Regions from separate parts of the Homo sapiens genome. Here region 1 is linked to region 2. A link is a contact called in ENCODE Hi-C or POLR2A ChIA-PET data. All regions are on one chromosome and are shown on one strand. The core of a region is the stretch at or near the end of the contact, and the rest is flanking DNA. Distances in the headings are between cores, read along the strand shown. Region 1 overlaps SESN1 (sestrin 1). Region 2 overlaps SESN1 (sestrin 1).

The links. A loop is a pair of places that touch in the nucleus more often than their neighbours do. ChIA-PET counts read pairs that join two places held with the same protein, here RNA polymerase II (POLR2A). Pooled maps may share reads with other maps.
Region 1: a map of tibial artery shows a loop between it and region 2 (2.1-fold over the local background). The contact joins two enhancer-like sites. A Hi-C loop is called at or near these places in 13 of 168 maps with a recorded cell type or tissue (CD14-positive monocyte, ascending aorta, dorsolateral prefrontal cortex and 9 more) and 4 of 50 pooled maps. POLR2A ChIA-PET finds 5 or more read pairs at or near these places in 13 of 52 experiments (CD4-positive, alpha-beta T cell, CD4-positive, alpha-beta memory T cell, CD8-positive, alpha-beta T cell and 9 more).

Annotation. Positions count from the first base shown.
Region 1 is chr6:109,077,180-109,081,787 of GRCh38, reverse strand. All of the region lies in intron 1 of SESN1 (sestrin 1), which reads left to right. Among named protein-coding and RNA genes, the nearest start is that of SESN1, 15 kb to the left of the region's middle. Within about 2 kb of position 1,592, at least 12 of the 41 ENCODE cell types and tissues checked have a DNase peak (open chromatin) inside an H3K27ac peak, as active enhancers do; they include gastrocnemius medialis, where a contact is called at or near this core.
Region 2 is chr6:109,022,853-109,027,451 of GRCh38, reverse strand. All of the region lies in intron 1 of SESN1 (sestrin 1), which reads left to right. It also overlaps a transcript of ARMC2 not described here. Among named protein-coding and RNA genes, the nearest start is that of SESN1, 70 kb to the left of the region's middle. Within about 2 kb of position 2,436, at least 2 of the 41 ENCODE cell types and tissues checked have a DNase peak (open chromatin) inside an H3K27ac peak, as active enhancers do; they include gastrocnemius medialis, where a contact is called at or near this core.

The DNA.
Region 1 (4,608 bases), core at 343-2,842, 55 kb before region 2:
GCAAGGTTGAATTTGCTTGGTAATATCTGGCAGGTGTCTTTGGGGCTCCTGCTGAGCTCCCAATGCCTGCCTAGTTTATCTTCTGTGAATTGGGGTGGATGGGAGGGGAGGGGCAGAGGTGGCACCAGACTTTCCTGTCTGCTTTAAAATGTGCCATGGGATTGGAATCAAGTTGTCTTAAAGAGCCATTAGCAGTCTGTATGCTTTTGAAAACAAGAAGAAAAGGCATTCTGTATGCCACACCTAACCCTTAGCCCTTTTCATGTAATAATTCATTCAACCTTCCCAACATTGTATGAGTAGATATTTTTATTCCCATTTTATCTGTCAAGAAAAAACAAGGCCCAGATGGGTTAAAAACTTGCCCAAGTTATCATAGCTAATGCAAGTTGAATATGTCTTATCCAAAATGCTTAAGACCAGGCTGGGCACCATGACTCACACCTGTGATCCCAGGGTTTTGTTGGATTGCTTGAGCCCAGAGTTCAACACCTGCTTGGGCAACATAGTGAGACCTCATCTCTACAAAAAATACAAACATTAGCTGGGCATGGTGATGCATGCCTGTGGTCCCAGTTCCTTGGGAGGTAAAGTAGGAGGATTGCTTGAGCCCAGGAGGTCAAGGCTGCAGTAAGTCAAGATTGCACCACTGCACTCCAGCCTGGGCAACAGAGGGAGGCCTTGTTTCAAAACAGAACAAAATGCTTGGGACGAGAAGTGTTTCAGATTTCAGATTTTTTTTTTTTGGATTTTGGAATATTTGCATATGTATAATGAGATATCTTCGGGATGTAACCCAAATCTAAACACAAAATATATCTGTTTTATATATACCTTATCACATAATCTGAAGGTAATTTTTATGCAATACTTGGAATAATTTTGTGCATGAAATAGTCTGTATTAAGTACTTGTGTGTGGAATTTTTCTACTTGGGGTGTCGTGTCAGTTCTCAAAATGTTTCAGACTTTGGAGCATTTGGGATTTGGGATTTTTGGATTAGGGATGCTCAGTCTGTAAGAGGAGGAGTCAGGTTTAAAACCCAGGCTGTGAGACTCAAGAGTCTGTGCTTTCCAACATTATACCTCATTATCTGAATAAAAATTTAACGTTAAGATTCCTAACAGTAAAAATATATTACTTTCTTTCCCAAATTGTTTTCCTTCAAGGTAAAACTTAAAACTTTTCTAGGGGAAACCACATTCTCAGATGTTATTAAGTTGCATATCAAGTTCTTATTTAAACCTTGACCCATGTTGAAACTGATTTGAACCCTACTGAATCTTCATGTTTCACTGTGGTGTATAATTTTCATTATGTTGTCATTATAAAAGTTGCCTGATCGCAAGGATTCTATGGACTGAGATCCTGGAAATATGGTGTATAAAAGGCTTATTTTTATATTAAGAGATTCCTAGTAAGATGATTTATTTAATGCACTACCTAAAAGAAAATTTGGTATATTTCCATGAGCAATAGACTCAAGATTAGCTTTGAAAGTTAAAAGAGCATTCTCCTAGCTAGTTCATTGTTGCCATGACAGTGCTGGCAGTGCAAGTGTTGTAGTAACTCCTTGCAATGATCTTATTTTAGACCCTAACGTTTGCAGTGCTGAACGTCCCCTTCCCCGCCCCACAAGTAACTCTAGTGGAAAAGTACTGGTTTTATAACTGGCTTCTGGCTTTATAGCTGAAAGACTGCACTATTGTGGGCTTGAAAAAATAGTGTAGGAGTGTTGAGTATTTTTCCTGTGGATTATAAATGTTTGAAATCTCCCAAAATACGGTTTTGCATTACATATCATACAGCAAGTTGTTTATAGCTAAAAAGAAAAGGAGCCTCAATTGTCTTTAGAAATCAAGCCTAGGTTGTATAATTACATTGAGCTCATACAGAAATCATTCTCCCATTTGTATGCTCATGCATACTTCAGATTCAACTTATTCTTTTATTCAGTTATTATGGAAAATTATCATTAGAATCATAAAGGATTGTGTTTAAACAATGTAGAAAAGTACTTTTTTGCATCCCTTTCATAATTCAGCATTTATTTCATAAATTGTAACATTTTAGTCTTGATTTCTTAAAAAGCAAACTCACCTAAGTTATATAATGTTCAGAAATTACTCAATTTGAACTGGGTACCCGAACCAACATAATTGTTGAAGCATTTTTAACTTTGTTGCTTATATGTTTTAAATTAGATTTTAAAATACCTCATTGAGATTTTCTAATTGTAAATCCTATTATGACAGTACCATTAAGCACAAAATATTTGCAAATTTATAAGAGTAAATGCCATTTTTGTCCTTTTGCATACCATTTGTTAGGTCAGAGTTTTGATATGTGCGCTAAAAATCTGTTATAACATGATGAAACAAAATGATTTTGGCAACTGACCTTGTCAAGGAAGATGGAAAGTCTAACTGTTATACCTCATTAGTGACACCTGCTTTTTTCTTAAATACTACATTAAAGCTTAATTCATCTTCCTTAGGTGTTAAAGATTTAAACGTATCTTGCATGATTGGGCCTGTATTGAATATTAGAGTATGAATATCAGACAATCCCTTTTGTTTCTTTTTTTTTTTTTCAGTTTAGCACAGAAAAATAACTTTATAAGCAAAAATTTGACCCCAGGCTAGAATTGCATTTAGCCTTTCCACCAGGCAATGAGAATTTATCAGAAGTGTGTTTATTTTTATTCTCTTAGTGGTAATTATTCCGATAAAGAAATATCCAATTCCAGTCTACAATGGTCTTTGATGGCTCCCTCTTTGAATTTGGAAGTAGATATATAGTAATATATGAAGATTCAAACCTTGAGATAAATATTCTTTCATTTCATACAATATATTATTTTAATTGGTCAGAATGAGACTAAATTATGATTAGCTCCTTTCTCTTGTTAAAATACAGAATTACAGGGTTGTTATTTTTTTTCCTGAATCCCACAGCACCTCTATAGCAGACCTCCCTCTCCACCTAAGGCTGAAATAAATATGCTTTTTAAAGATAAGGTTAGAATTCATTTAAAATATTTCTTTATGTCTGACACTGTTTTGGCATTGTGGGGGATGTAAAAACAAAAGAAAACAACTATTGCCCTTAAGAATTTTGTAATGAAAATCGAAGAACAAATTAAGACTGGCTAAAAATGTGAAATTTTATGGTACTGTGTTGACAACAGTGCAGCTGTTGGTGGGACAGTGCATCATACAGCCAGACTTTCTAGAGGGCAGTTTGAATATTAGTCCAAACCTTAAAAGTGTGTACATGTTAATATATTTATGATATAAATGTATTATCTATATGTCTTTTATATACAAGTGGGTAATTAAATATCAAACAGCAGGGATTATAGACATAAAGGATTATTATTTATATTTATATTTTATTTTATTTTGAGACAGTGTCTTACTCCATCACCCAGGCTGGAGCACAGCAGTGTGACTATAGCTCACTGCACCTTCAATCTCCTGGGTTCAAGTGATCCTCCCACCTCAGCCTCTTAAGTAGCTGGGACTACAGATGCACACCACTGCACCCAGCCAATTTTTAAGTTTTTTGTAGAGACAGGGTCTCATTATGTTTCCTAGGCTGGTCACGAACTTATTGTAATTATTGAAAATTGTTTTAAAATGTATGTATAGGAAAAGAAATAAATATACAAATTTAAATAGAAAAGACAGCTTTAAAATAGTATGTAAAATATTTATTATTATAGAGAAGAGGGAAAAGTCAGGAAACTCATGCACCAAAATATTAACCATAGTTCTCTTTTAGAAATAGAGTTATTGGTGATTTAAATTTTTCTTTGAATAATGGTAATCATTAGTAATTAATTTTTGATATGACTTGTTTAATGAATTAAAAAAATTAAAATCACTTAAATGTATTGAGTGCTTACCATATGGCATTGTGGTAAGCATTTTACATATAACATTTGCAGTGTTTCCATGGGTTACAGGTTTTGAGGAAGAGATCTTTCCCAAACAAAAGAAGTACACAAATATGCATGAACCCACTCACTATAATGTTAGATTAAGTTTCTGATTTATTTAGTCAAGGAAACGGGAAGCTCCTAGGCATTCTCATTGAGAAGAAGTACTTGCAGCCACCTTAGTGCTCTTTCCTTGGACCCCAGGGTTCCCAAAGGTGGGGTGCAGCTGCTGGTGACACTGTCTGATCATGTGGGTCACACCAGATCTGCAAAACTCAGTTCATGCCATACTATTGTCTTTTTATATTTGGGGTTTACATTCATATTCTGGATGAGTTTACACAACTATCTGTGCACTTTGTCTGAAGTCTCATTTCCCTGCAATCTCCAATTTTATACCTACAACAATTCTGGGAGGTGAGTTTTAGTTTTTATAGATGAGGAAACAGACCCAGAAAGATGAACTTAAATAGTGAATACTGGAGTCGAGAAGGCATGTCTGATTTCTAAGTCTCTGTTCTTAATCACTAGTCTATTTTCCTAGAGTTTTTTGGTTTTTTTGTTTTTGCTTTTTACAGTGAGCATGTATTATTTTTGTATTGGAAAACAAAATCAATGGGGAAAAAGTATGTGAAATGTAGGGTGATACAGTACAGTCATGTGTC
Region 2 (4,599 bases), core at 1,187-3,686:
AGGCTGGAGTGCAGTGGCGCGATCTCAGCTCACTGCAGCCTCCACCTCCCTGGTTCAAGCAATTCTCCTGCCTCAGCCTCCTAAGTAGCTGGGATTACAGGCACATGCCACCAAGTCTGGCTAAATTTTTTTTATATTTTTAGTAGAGACGGGGTTTCACCATGTTGGCCAGACTGGTCTCGAACTCCTGACCTCAGGCAATCTGCCCACCTCGGCCACCCAAAGTGCTGGGATTACAGGCGTGAGCCACCACCCCCAGCCAAGATGTATTTTATTGTTTTTTAGACAGAATCTTTCTCTGTCACTGAGGCTGGAATGCAGTGATGCAATCTCAGCCCACTGCAACCTACACCTCCCAGATTCAAGCGATTCTCGTGCCTCAGCCTCCTGAGTAGTTGGGATTATAGGTATGTGGTGCCATGTCCAGCTAATTTTAGTATTTTTAGTAGAGACAGGGTTTCACTGTGTTGGCCAGGCTGGTCTTGACCTCCAGGCCTCAAGTGATCCATCCTGGGCTCCTGAAGTGCTGGGATTACAGGTGTGAGCCACCAGGCCTGGCAGAAGATGTCTTATACACTGATGGGTGATAATATAAAATGGTACAACTACTTTGGAAAACAGTTTGGCAGTTACTTAAGAAGTTAAACCTGGCCGGGCGCAGTGGCTCACGCCTGCAATCCCAGCACTTTGGGAGGCTGAGGCGGGCGGATCATGAGGTCAAGAGATCGAGACCATCCTGGCCAACATGGTGAAACCCCGTCGCTACTAAAAATACAAAAATTAGTTGGGCATGGTGGCGCACGCCTGTAGTCCTAGCTACTCGGGAGGCTGAGGCAGGAGAATCGCTTGAACCGAAACTGGGAGGCGGAGAAGGTTGCAGTGAGCCGAGATTGCGCCACTGCACTCCAGCCTGGCGACAGAGCGAGACTCCATCTCAAAAAAAAAAGTTAAACCTACACCTATTATATGATTTAGCCATTCCACTCCAAGCCAAGGGAAATTAAAGCATATGTTCACACAAAGCTATTCAGAATTCGTACAGAATGTACTATTCTGGGTAGGTGAGAATTTTACCCATAAAATGAAAATCTTAAATACAAAGAACTTTTTCTTTGTTGACTGTTCTTTGGTCTTTTTCACACTTCCTTCTGAGATCATTTTGCTTCTTCCTGAACTGACACTCCTTCAGTTGAGGATCTGTTGGTGGTAGATTCTTAGTTTTTGTCTCTTAAAATGTGTTTCTTTCACTTTATGAAAGATAGTTTCATGTGTTAAATACAGTTCAACAATGATATTTTCTCTCAATATTTTGATCCTCTGGCTTCCATTCTTTAAAATTAGGCTGTCAGCTTAGTTTTCCCTTTGTAGGTAATCTGACTTTTCCCTTTCATGGACTTTAAGATCTCTTTCCTTGAAATTTTTCAGTTTTACTGTAGGCCAAGGTATAATTTTTTTAAGTTATTCTGCATGAGATTCATTGTGCTTCCTGAAAAAAAAAAAGAGTATTGGTGTCTTTAATCTGTTCTGGATAATCCTTAACCATCGTGTCTTAGAATATTACCTTTGTCCTATTCTTTCTGTTTTCTCCTTCCAATTATATATGTATTAGACCTTCTATTTCATCTTAACATGTCTTTTATTTTCTCTCTCATAAATTTCATTTCTTTGCTGTATGTGCTATATTCTGGACTCTTCAGATTTACTTTCTAGTTTACTAATAATTTTCAGCTATACTGAGTATGCTGTTTATTGAATTTTAAGTTTTAATTATTATAAAAACTATTTCATTCATTTTCAAATCTGTCTAGTTATTTTTTGATAGTTTCCTGTTTCTCACCCATACTTTCTATTTCCTTTAAAGTTTTAAAAAGCATATTGAACTGGCCTTCTGTATCTAGTATCCAAAGTCTTTGCAGATGATTTCTGGCAGTCAGACTGCATCTGACTTTGCAGTCTTAGGTGATTATTGTTTCCTGTAGTCCTCACTAATGGCATCTTTTTGCATAGTACTTTTTATTATTGTAAGCTTATATTCATTGGAATTGTATCTCCTTCAGAGAAAATCTCTATTTATTTCTAACTGGAACCTGGGGGACATAACCAGCCCACTTTATACTAAATATTTACCTTGCTTTTAAGAGCAGGTAGGTAATAAGGGAATTCATCCCCCACCTCCTTATGTGTGATCCACCTTGTGTTTATGAATATTCAGGGGAGATTTTACCCCTTCCACCAAGAATAAACCTTAAAACAGGCAAATCTTCTGTCTTCTTTTGTAAATGGGGTGTTTTTCCTTGTTCATGCTTTGAGCGTTTAGCCCCTTGGGTTTTGGCTTTATGATGGGGTCTCTGATCTACCTCCCAATTTCCCAAGTCCTAGGATTTGCCTTCTGTTTTCTGTGCTGCTGCTCTAGGTCCCTGGGGATCCACAGCTGCCAGCCTTAGTGCTCACTGTCTCCCTAGACTCCTCCTGTCGGTGGGTTTTGGTTTCTGAGGATTTCTGTTACTTTGCCAGTTCGGCCATTTTAAACAATATTTCTTACACACAGGTCTCCAATTTGTGATAGTTCCACTTAACAATTGTTTGACTTTACTAAGGTGTGTAAGCAACACACATTCAGTAGAAAAATGCTGTGGAAAGTAGTACGATACTCACAATGCTGGGCAGTGGCAGCAAGTGACAGTTCTCAGCCACATAATCACAAAGACAGACAACCAATACTCTACCATGTTGCCAGATGATTTTGCCCAACTGTAGGCTAATGTCAGCATTCTGAGCACATTTATGGTAGTCTAGGCTAGACTATAATGTAGAAGATTTGGTGTATTAAATGCATTTTTTACTTATGATATTTTCAACTTATTGAGTCATAACCCCATTGTAAGTTGAGAAGCATCTGTAGAAATATTTTTAGGTATTTTGTCCAACATGAGTAAGAAGCACTAATATCGAGGTCAGTTTTTAACCTAATCTGGGAGAGGGCGGTGCTGTCAGGGCTTTTTAAGGCTTATAGGACCATTACCCTTATAGAAAATGGCTTCCTGCTACTGTGCTATCCAAGTTCTTATTTCTGCTTTATAGAATTTTTCTGATTCTTCCTTTGTGATTAAGTGCTTCACTATTCCTTTTTTCTCTGCTATCAGTTTAATGGTAGTCCCTATGCCCTAATAAGTTACTATGGACTTAGAAACTAGATAAAGAAGCTTGTTATAATTTTGTACCAAGTAAAAGTAAATTGTCTCTAAGAGAGGCAGGTGAAGGGTTTTCCACTGAATACAGTACATATGCTATGGTATGTAAATTTTGTGACATCTATTTTACATCTTTTTTTTAATTTGTTCTAGATTCATGAGATTGTTTTTTAAAAAGTCAATTGAGATATAATGAAATGTTGCTATATCAATAGTCAACATCTATTTTGGCAAAAATTACTGATTTTCAAATGTGTGGGAAAACATTTTAAGGGTGTGTGTGTGTGATCATTGAATTTCATTCTACAGAAAAAAAAATCACTCATTCTTTGAGTAGGCAGTAACATATTTAGCCACTAAGAACAATCTACAATATTCTCTTATGCTTTAAATATATGAAAGTGACTTTAATAATGATTATTTGACAATGTAAGTCTTCATTTATGTTTTTATATTTTTCCTTTTACATAAAATGTTACATTTTGTTTATGCCAAATGGTAATTTTACTCATTTTATTTTGTTAGATCCAAACCTGTTGCTTTCTCTTTAGTATTCTATGTGCAAAGCCTGTAACATAATGAAAATGCAGTTTAAGTACCTATTTGTATGTGATGTGCCAGTAGTTGTAATTTCAAAGTAAGATAAACATATGTCCCCAAACATACTTCCCCAAATCCTTGCACCTGGGACAGAATGTACTCTTAACATAGACCAAAAGGGACTCATAAATACTCTGTGGTTGTGCCTTAAAACTGAACACAACATAGGCACATCCACTAACATTATTTATAAAAGTATCAAAAAAACATAGTGGATCATATTTTGGAGGTTAACAGTCACTGTTAGCATGGTAAACTGTCAAGTGGTAGAAGATTTTCCTTATTCAGCATGATAACATTTACAAACTTTTGTTCAGAAGATGAAATTTGAGAAGACTTTTGAAGGAAGTTATGATAATGTGTCCTTAATGAAACTCTGAGAGAAGAATGTTTTCAAGTGTCAGGGAGAAATGTATAAAGTTTCAAAGGGGAACCATAAGTAGATAAATGGAATCAAGAAAGTTGGGATAGGATTAACATGTATGAGGAGGGCAGTAATTAGGGAGAAGATATATTGAGAGATGTTATAGAACATTTTTATTTTGTCTCAATGGGGAACCAGTTCAGATTTGCTGGAGAGGGATACTGTTCTACTGATTTGGGTGGTCACAGAGGGTGGAGTGAGCAGTCATACAGAGCAGATTGCAGGGAACATAGTGCAGGGGAAGACAGGAGAAGATGGTAGGAGTTAGGGTCCCTTGGCCTCTTTCTGATGGGCACACAATCACTGGAATATTAACATTAACAAAACTAAAACATTATCAGGCAGCATTATGGTATAGTAGAAAGAATATGCTTGAGTTCTAAC